Linked DNA regions of Mus musculus: region 1 is linked to region 2. The links are chromatin loops, found by intact Hi-C in ENCODE. Cell type or tissue: heart. All regions are shown on one strand.

Region 1 (4,000 bases), 86 kb after region 2:
ACTCTCTCTGGGCAGGAGTTTGGATGTCAGAATGAGGAAAGCGTGGGAGCTGAGGATGAAGGAGCAGGCCTCAGAGCGCCTAGCCCAGGAACCTCCAAAGTTAGTTCCACGCCAGCCTCTGACAGCTACCCCACCCTCCGACTCCAAGCCCCCTTCACCCTGTGAAAGATGGGGTAGCTTTGTAGCCTCTGCCTTCACCTCGATGGAGCATCAGGTCCAAGCATCAGGATTTGGAGTTGAACATAACCCTCCTTCAGAAGGTCAGTTAGAATGTGTCCACAGACTCTGAAAATTTTACTATCAACATATTCACTTTGAGTCATAGGTTCCTGGAAAAACAACGATGCTCACTGTCTTCCATTTACTGGGACACTGCGCCCTTCCTAATTAAGGAGTTGACCAAGGAAGACTTGCCAAACCCACTTTCCCCGTGTGCGAGAGTTTGGGGTGCAGATGAGATGAGCTGAAAGTTTTGCCAATCTTATTGCTGTTTGCATTTTTAAGAATCTCACATGGTTTACTCAATCACCACAGCTGGGGATATATAACTTATTTCCCTTTTCTCTTGATTTTTTTTCTACCTAGGAATATAGGAAAACCCTAAATACAGAAATATGCTGAAAATCACCAAGCATATTTTAAATACTCTGAATTTCCTGATTAAAAGAAATTACATAAGTTTGAAATACAAAGAGGCTATAAAGTGCTTGGCAAATATTGTTTCAATAAGCATCAACATCTTGATTTAAATGAACTAAAATATAATCCCAATATTAGAGAAGGAGACATAAATGACTTCTTAAAACTATATAGCAAGGCTGTATTATATACATGTACATATATGCCCAGGACTGCTTAGAGGTGTCAAGAGATACTTAACATGATTTAAGGACATCTAAAATGTTCGCATTCATATAAATATAAACTATATAAACATAACCCAGAGCTGTAGTCATGTGAGATGCCAGTGAAAACTTCAGGTTTTTTTCTTCTCCATAATGAAGACTCATTTGGGATTAAATCTGATAAAGTATTTGAGGTATTCACTTTCTGCAGTGATAAGCAGTGGCCCTTTCACATTACCTTCTGCATAAATATTCACGATGGATGAGCATGTTTACACATTACCTTCCAAGAAGATAATTGTAAGTGTGTACAATAGAAGATATGAAGGTACACTGTGCTTTCAAAGCTACCTTAAAGGTGTGCATGTGCGTGTGTGCATGTGAGGAGATGGGCTCACTATGTCCACCTGGTTGGCCTAAATCCTTCTGCCTCCTCCTCCTATATACTGACATTACAGGTAGGTGGTAAAAATTAGTCAACTCTTTATGGTTGTTGCAAAAGCCATGCTGGGCAGTTACTCTTCTTGGTCTCGGTGACACTGTGACACAGAGGCACCATTTAATTAACCCTTTGTTTGCCAGCACCACCTCAATGCTCTGCTGTCTTCTGCAGCTCATTTTCTCAGGCATGTGAAGATAAGGCCTTTCCAACTTCAATCTGACTACTCTTGCCTGCTCTTAACAGAATTTAAAGTCAGCCCGAAAGGCTTTGGGGAAAGAGAGAGGTCAAAGATGGCCCCAGGTGTCCATCCTCCATTAGATGAGGGAAGGAAAATCAGGCTAAGGCCCTAAGCCTGGAGCAAGGCATTTCTGGGGTGGGACCACTTCACTTCCGCGTGAGGCTTAGTGGATTCCGTTCCCAAATCATAAACATCCTTGGGTAGACCCATTCCCAGGTGGAAGGCTGTGAGTAACTTCTGTGTCGCTGAGCATTGGCGACTATTTGTAACATTCCACTTGGGAATGGAATGTATGATTGAAGCATGTGGCGCTGATGAGAAAGTATTAAGCAGAGGAAGAAGAGGGTCATTTGTATTGGGTTTGTCATACCACAATTAGTATATAGTCCCTTGAAAAAGAGATGAATAGAAAGAGGCACCAAGAAACAAACAAACAAGCGGACAAACAAAAAGGTGGAGGATTGTAAATCCACCGAGACAAGCATCTCGGTGAAGCACAGATAACACCATAAAAACTACTAAAGTTCTCTTTGGTAAGTTAAAGTATTCAACGAATCTCATTTTGAAAGGCAAGTTTCCAAGAAAGCAGGGACAAACAGGGGTGCAGTTTAGGGGCACGGAATAACTCATAATGTCCACTTGTTCCACACCGTTTGTTTGCGACAATAAGCAAAAAAGGTGTGTGCTCACAACTGAGGCTCTGATCCACCTTTCCAAGAGAGAGGAATGTGTACATTGCGTTACGTAAAGCAAATTGATGTAGCCCATCGTTGCAGTAGCTCCTGTTTCAATACATAAAGTCCCAAGGAGACTTCGGTCCCCGCATGTAGGGCTCTGGGTCACTCCGCGTCGCACTGAACCCTGCATTCCCGTTTCCACACATACGACACGCTCCCGGGCTGCGCGCGCACACGCACTCCCACGCACACGCACAGTCCGAAGGGGCTCGTGGGGACGACTGTCCCCTCTAGCGGTCACCCGAGCCAGCCCGGCCGTCTCACGTTACCTCCCGCGCAGGCAGGATGCCCTCCGCCGCTGGCTCCACAGCTGCCTTCGGTCTCCGCCTCTCTCCCCTTCTGGTTCAGCAGATTGGGGCCCTCTGTGTTTTCAACAGGTACCATGGTCACGGTAGTACTTACAGCTTCTCGCTCGCCACCGGACCACCCAGACCTACCGCGCTGACAGCAGTGGTCACTGTCCCCATGGGCAGCATGCTAAAGAAGAGTGGGAGGGGTTTGAGTGGGGGGGCGACCTTCGGGCAAAGCCAGTGTGATTTGTAACCAACTTTGTTTCTATTTCCGAAGGCTTTGCCCTTTTCGGTGACACAGGCTGTTGCTATTCCAAGCAGCCTATCACAGGCAAGGGGAGGGCCGTGTCTCCAGGATTGTTTTGCCTTTAGATGCGAGTTGGAAGCAAGAGGTTAAAAAGACTTGGGACTCAAAGGCAGTGTTTGGCCACCGGCTAGGGCTAGCTCTTGTGTTCCCGCAATTTGAAAAGCAGCTTAGAAAAAGAAGCATGCAGATTTAAATGCAAGTCTGCAAGCCAAGAGTAGGGAACAAATACTCACAGATGGTATCAGTTAATCTCGCCGAAGAGGAACATTTTATGTAAAGACATACCAGAAGGAAAAGTATTAATATTTCTTTTGTGGGCAAGCCTATTGCCCTAAAAGCCACAACACTCACCAGCTTAAACAAAGCGTAAAAGTTGTTTGTTTCAACGGGATTTGGGTCTAGGTAAATGCCTAGCATAGCTTTCTCTCTAGGCCCGTGGTACGGATCAAGGCCTGCTCCCAACTCCAGTCGCATGGATTCTTTAGACACTTTCTAGCCTGAGTTTATAGCAAGATAGTCCTTTTAAAAATGCACAGTTGACCTGAAAGCGAGGCAAACAGAGGATCTTCTGTCAGGTTGCTCGCTGGCTTGGCTGGCGGGAGGACACTCGGTATTCAGAGATGACTGGAGCTGTTGTAACATGAAACAAATCAGGGCACCAGAGGGAGGGGTGTTTTACTGGTCTATGAATGTGTACTTACATAAACAATCAGACAGACTGACATATTTTACCATCCGTTCTGTCCTTAGCAAATCATATCCACTGAGAAAACTGTGACATCACCTTAGAAACCACTGGGGTAAAAACTTAAACGTATGAAGTACTTTATAAGACAGAAATCAATGCTGGTTGTGTGACCTCGAGCGATTCTTTTCCCAAATAAAGCGCGTTAGAGAAAATGGGAGCTAAAGTAGCTTGCCTAAGCTTTGTAGAGCAGGCTGTGGCTCAGTGGTAGAGCCTACTACACACAAGGTCCTGGATTCAGAGTGCCAGAGCTGCACCAAACAAACAAATACACCCAGTGCTCTCGAACTCTTCAGAGCTGGTCAGGGGTGGACGGTAATTCTCCGGAGTTCTAACATTCCAGCCCTGTCCAACACTCTTTAGTTCTCCTCAACCTTAAGAGATGCCAGGAAACAC
Region 2 (4,000 bases):
GGCTTCTATGTTACGTTTGCAGTTGCAGAACTCTTACCACTGAGGCTCGCTAGTCTGTCTGGTCTGGGATGAATAGGGTGTCAGTGTCCATCAGTTCTTGACTAATAGTAGCATGTCTCAATCTGTGGGCTAATCCCCTTTAGCAAACTTCTTTGGAAAAAATATTTACATTAAGATTCATACCAGTAGCAAAACTAGTTATGCAATAGCAGTGAAAATAATGTTTTGGTTGGGGGTCACCACAACATAAGGAACTGTATTAAAGGGTCTCAGCATTAGGAAGGTTGAGAACGGCCACTTTACAGTGAAGTCAACTAAAACTCTTGCCTCTTTAGCTGTCAGTGCTACAGTGTTAGTAAGATGTTTAGTTTAAGGTACCAGTCCATCATGGCTAGTAGTTCATGGAGCAAGAGTTCCCATCACCCTCCAGGAAGAAATGGGAAAGCAGGGATCAGGGCAAGCAATGTCAGCTAAAGACACACCCATGACCTACTTCTTCCCAGCGGGCCTCACCTACCTTTCATTTCCATGTAACAATGCTGTCATACTGTAATGGCTCTACTGAGAGCAATCCAGTTGTCTCTGAAGGTGCTATCATCGCAGAGAACACTTAAAAGTGCACTTTACTAATCATCTAGGGTGAAAGAATAATCCAATCAGCTAACAATCAAAACCAGCACCACAGCAAGTGGAACTTGCAAGCCAACTATATCCAATTCTATAAGGAAGGCTCCTTGGCTATAACAAAAGGCAGCCCAAAGTAGAGGGCACTTTCCAGGTATCCTGCTGGGCTGCCTGAAGGAAAGTATCAAAGACCTTAGAATCAGTCGCCATTGTTGTAAAATTGCCTTCTAAACAGGGCAGTAGCCCCTAAAAATAGAGCTTTTTCTGGTTATCGGTTTTTTGTTTTTTGTTTTTTTTTTGTTTTTTTTTTTTTTGTTGTTGTTTTTTAAACCATACCCCGTTGCTCTCCATTTGGGAGAGAATCCAAACTCCTGTCTGCAAGGTGCAGATGAGTTTGGGTCTTCGTTCCCCTCCAACTTTATCTTGTCACTTTCTCCTAGCTATACTCGCCATGCCCTATTCCTATTAACACCTCCACGCCCCAGTGTAGCCAGCCCCAGTGTAGCCAGACCACAACATCCTCTTTTCCTCTCCTCTCAGGGCCATCCCTTCTAAATCTGTCAAAATCAGTCACCATAGGCATGACTTTCTCACCCAGCTTCTTGTTCGTCCTATCCCACACAAAGTACACCTATTTAATATTGCTCAAAAAAATAAATAAATAAAAGTGAGAACTGAAGCAAATCTGTCCTTCAGGGCTTTAAAACGTTCGAGTGCGCTGTGTGTGTGTGTGTGTGTGTGTGTGTGTGTTGTGCGCGCGTTTTCACACTTTAAGAGTAGGGAGGAGAGATAAAGAGGCATCCTTGGCTATCCCTCAAATACTTAAACTTCCCTACTAGGTGTGCACGTCTAAACCCTGTGATGACAGTCTAAGTCATTCTCAAAAGGCCAAGTGGCTCCAGTCAGAGGCCAAGCCACCTAAGGAAACGGCTCACGTGACCTTTAACCCGCTGGCCTCCACCACCGGCCAGAGCGAGCCCACAAGGGCAAGAGCTGGGTCGCGCGGGCGGCTGCGCTCCGGCCGTTATGAGCCTCGCTCCTCGGGCAGCACGGCCCAAGCCATCCCGAGGGCGCACTCCGCCCGGTGCGGCCGTTCAAGCCAGCGAGTGTGCGTCGCCAGCGTCCTGCTAGCCCTGTTGCTCCCGCCACGCCGCCGGGGGCCCTCGATGAGTAAGGCCGGGATCCCCGTCACCCCGGGGTCACGACTAAGGGCCCAGTGGCTGCTAGCTGAGCTCGTCGGTACAGGCGGTTGGGTGCCAGGCACAGTTCTGGTTTACAGGAAAATGAAAGCCCATTTGTGTCATGCTGCTCGCCAACGAGGAGCTGGAAAATAAACCGGGGGCTTCAAATCCACCCCGGGCGGGCGAGCTCAGGGAAGCGCAGCCCGGGTACCCAGCGCCCTCCGGCCACTTCCGCCTCGCCCAGCCCGCGGGCAGGAGGAGGACTTCGCCAGCGGCTTCGGGAAGGCGGAAGGAGCTAGGGGTTGGGGCGGAGAGGGGAGCAGCGAGAACCGGAAGTGAGTGGCTAGCCGGGATCCCCGGAGCTCCTGGGTCCGGCGGCGCTCTAGCCGCCTCGTGCCGCCTCTATGCCCCCGTGCGTCTAGTCTATTTATTGTCGCGGGGGAAGCGGCGGCCGCCCTGTACCCGGAACAACAAAGCGAGAAACCGAGCTCGAGCCTTGGGGGGCTCCTAGCAACGGGCCTGGGCGGGAGTTCCATGGAGACTGGGGAGCGGACCCGTTTTATCTTCATCCTTGTCCTCCAGCTTCTTCTCCGCGTCCGACGCAACCAGCAGCAGCGCTGCCGCCGTGTCCTTTACGACCGCCCCGTCTTCCCACGGTAACCCCGTCGGCGGTCCGGGGATGGGGGTGCGGGGCCCGCGGGGCCTGGAGCTGCCGCGGGGCGTCTCCGCGCCGGTTGGGCTGCGGGGAAGCTGTGCGAGGCGGGGACCCGAGCACGGGAGCGCCGCGGGCCACCGGCTAGTGGAGAGGACGGGCCAAGCGGCTCGGGCATCCCAGTAGGGATAACGGGGTGGGGGTGGGGCGCGCCTGCCTCGCGGTGGAAGGCGGGCAGGGATGGACCGGGTTCTGGAGCCCGCTCCCGGGGGAAAGAGGGACCGTGACACTAAGCGAGGGGTCGGTGGCTTCTCGGAAAACTTGGAGCAGCTGCGCGAAGGCTCCCCTAAATAGCGGCGCCGGCGCCTCTCGCTTCTGGCACTTGCCGGGAGCCCCACTCTATAATAATAGTAGTGGCCGAATTAAGCTTCGGCAAGAAGGATCTGGAACGCGGGAAGATAGAAATGAATTGTGAATAGGGTTGAGCAGGGATGAGAGGTGGGAAGGTGGGGGGCGGTAATCGCTTCATAATCGTCTGGACGGGTCCTAGAAGTATATAAAATGGGAAATGACTGAAATAGAAAACACTCCCTTTGCTGAGCTAGCTGTGCATCTGCAGGCTCTGCCAGGGTGTACATTGCACCGAGTGTCAAGCTGCAGCCAGTCCACATCTGTGAGCTTTACTGCATCTGTCACCTGCAGAGCGAGACTGGCAGTGACTAGTGTGAGCTTGGCATACTTGTGGTTAAGAAGAATGGCTTAGAATTGCGACTTGTGTGTGAAGCCATAACAGATTCCCTTAGGTAATTGAAAAAGGGAAATGTAAATAAGGAGGGCATTCAATCTTCTGGCTAGAATTTGCAGTCTCTTTCCAAGTTTGAGAAAACAGCAGTCCGTTCAAATCAAGAAGTGACTTTTAGCACTGTCTGATTGAAAGAATTATTTAGGGTTTGGATACGCCCCGTGAAATATTCATCAGTTTGTGTTCTAAAGCCTTGCATCACAGACCACTGGTTTTATACTTTGCTAAACCATATTAGGTTGGGTGTGGTGGCACATGCCTGGGATCCCAGCCTCTGGGAGGCTGAGGCAGGAGAACGTGAGTCCAAGGCCTGCTTAGGGGTATAATAGTACGTGTCTCAAAAAACAAAACAAAACTGAACTTCCCATCAGTAAGTGAAGTATGTCTGTGGTCCGGAAAGGTTACGTTCTACGGTGATAACATTTTTATGGTCAGTAGGAGCAAGGCTTTTCATACAGTTGAAGATTAATGATGCAAACAGGATTGATAATCACATAGACAACATGTCAACCACAGGTTCAGTTGCTTCTCCTAAGCAAAAGGATGTCACCGTTACTGCCAGTCCTCTTGTATAGTTTGTGCTCCCAAAACGAGTGCCAGGAGCTGTAATGATCTAGTGCTGTGTTGTTTCGTGAAGAGGAGCCAGGCAGGGTACATTTTAAAAAGTCCTGTGTTTCATTTTAAGCTTCCAACTGGGACTCTGGGGTCCAGTGTTGTTAGCTGAAGTACTTCCAGGTTGAC

What was found. A loop is a pair of places that touch in the nucleus more often than their neighbours do. Peaks named below come from ENCODE experiments on the same cell type or tissue, not always from the same donor. Only the 100,000 strongest peaks of a DNase experiment are listed, where the experiment ranks them.
Region 1: it touches region 2 in a loop (1.8-fold over the local background); 1 of 42 quality-filtered maps calls a loop at or near these places.

Annotation. Positions count from the first base shown.
Region 1 is chr10:22,643,845-22,647,844 of GRCm38, reverse strand. It overlaps Slc2a12 (solute carrier family 2 (facilitated glucose transporter), member 12), which reads right to left and starts at 2,834. Exons shown (of 5, transcript NM_178934.4): 1 at 2,532-2,834. The coding sequence starts at 2,646. In heart, a CTCF peak has its summit at 2,490; a DNase peak (open chromatin) is centred at 2,604; H3K4me3 peaks cover 1,280 bases; H3K27ac peaks cover 1,374 bases.
Region 2 is chr10:22,729,577-22,733,576 of GRCm38, reverse strand. Tbpl1 (TATA box binding protein-like 1) reads left to right here and starts at 2,130. Exons shown (of 7, transcript NM_011603.5): 1 at 2,130-2,461. In heart, a CTCF peak has its summit at 2,215; DNase peaks (open chromatin) are centred at 1,136 and 2,216; H3K4me3 peaks cover 2,941 bases; H3K27ac peaks cover 2,097 bases.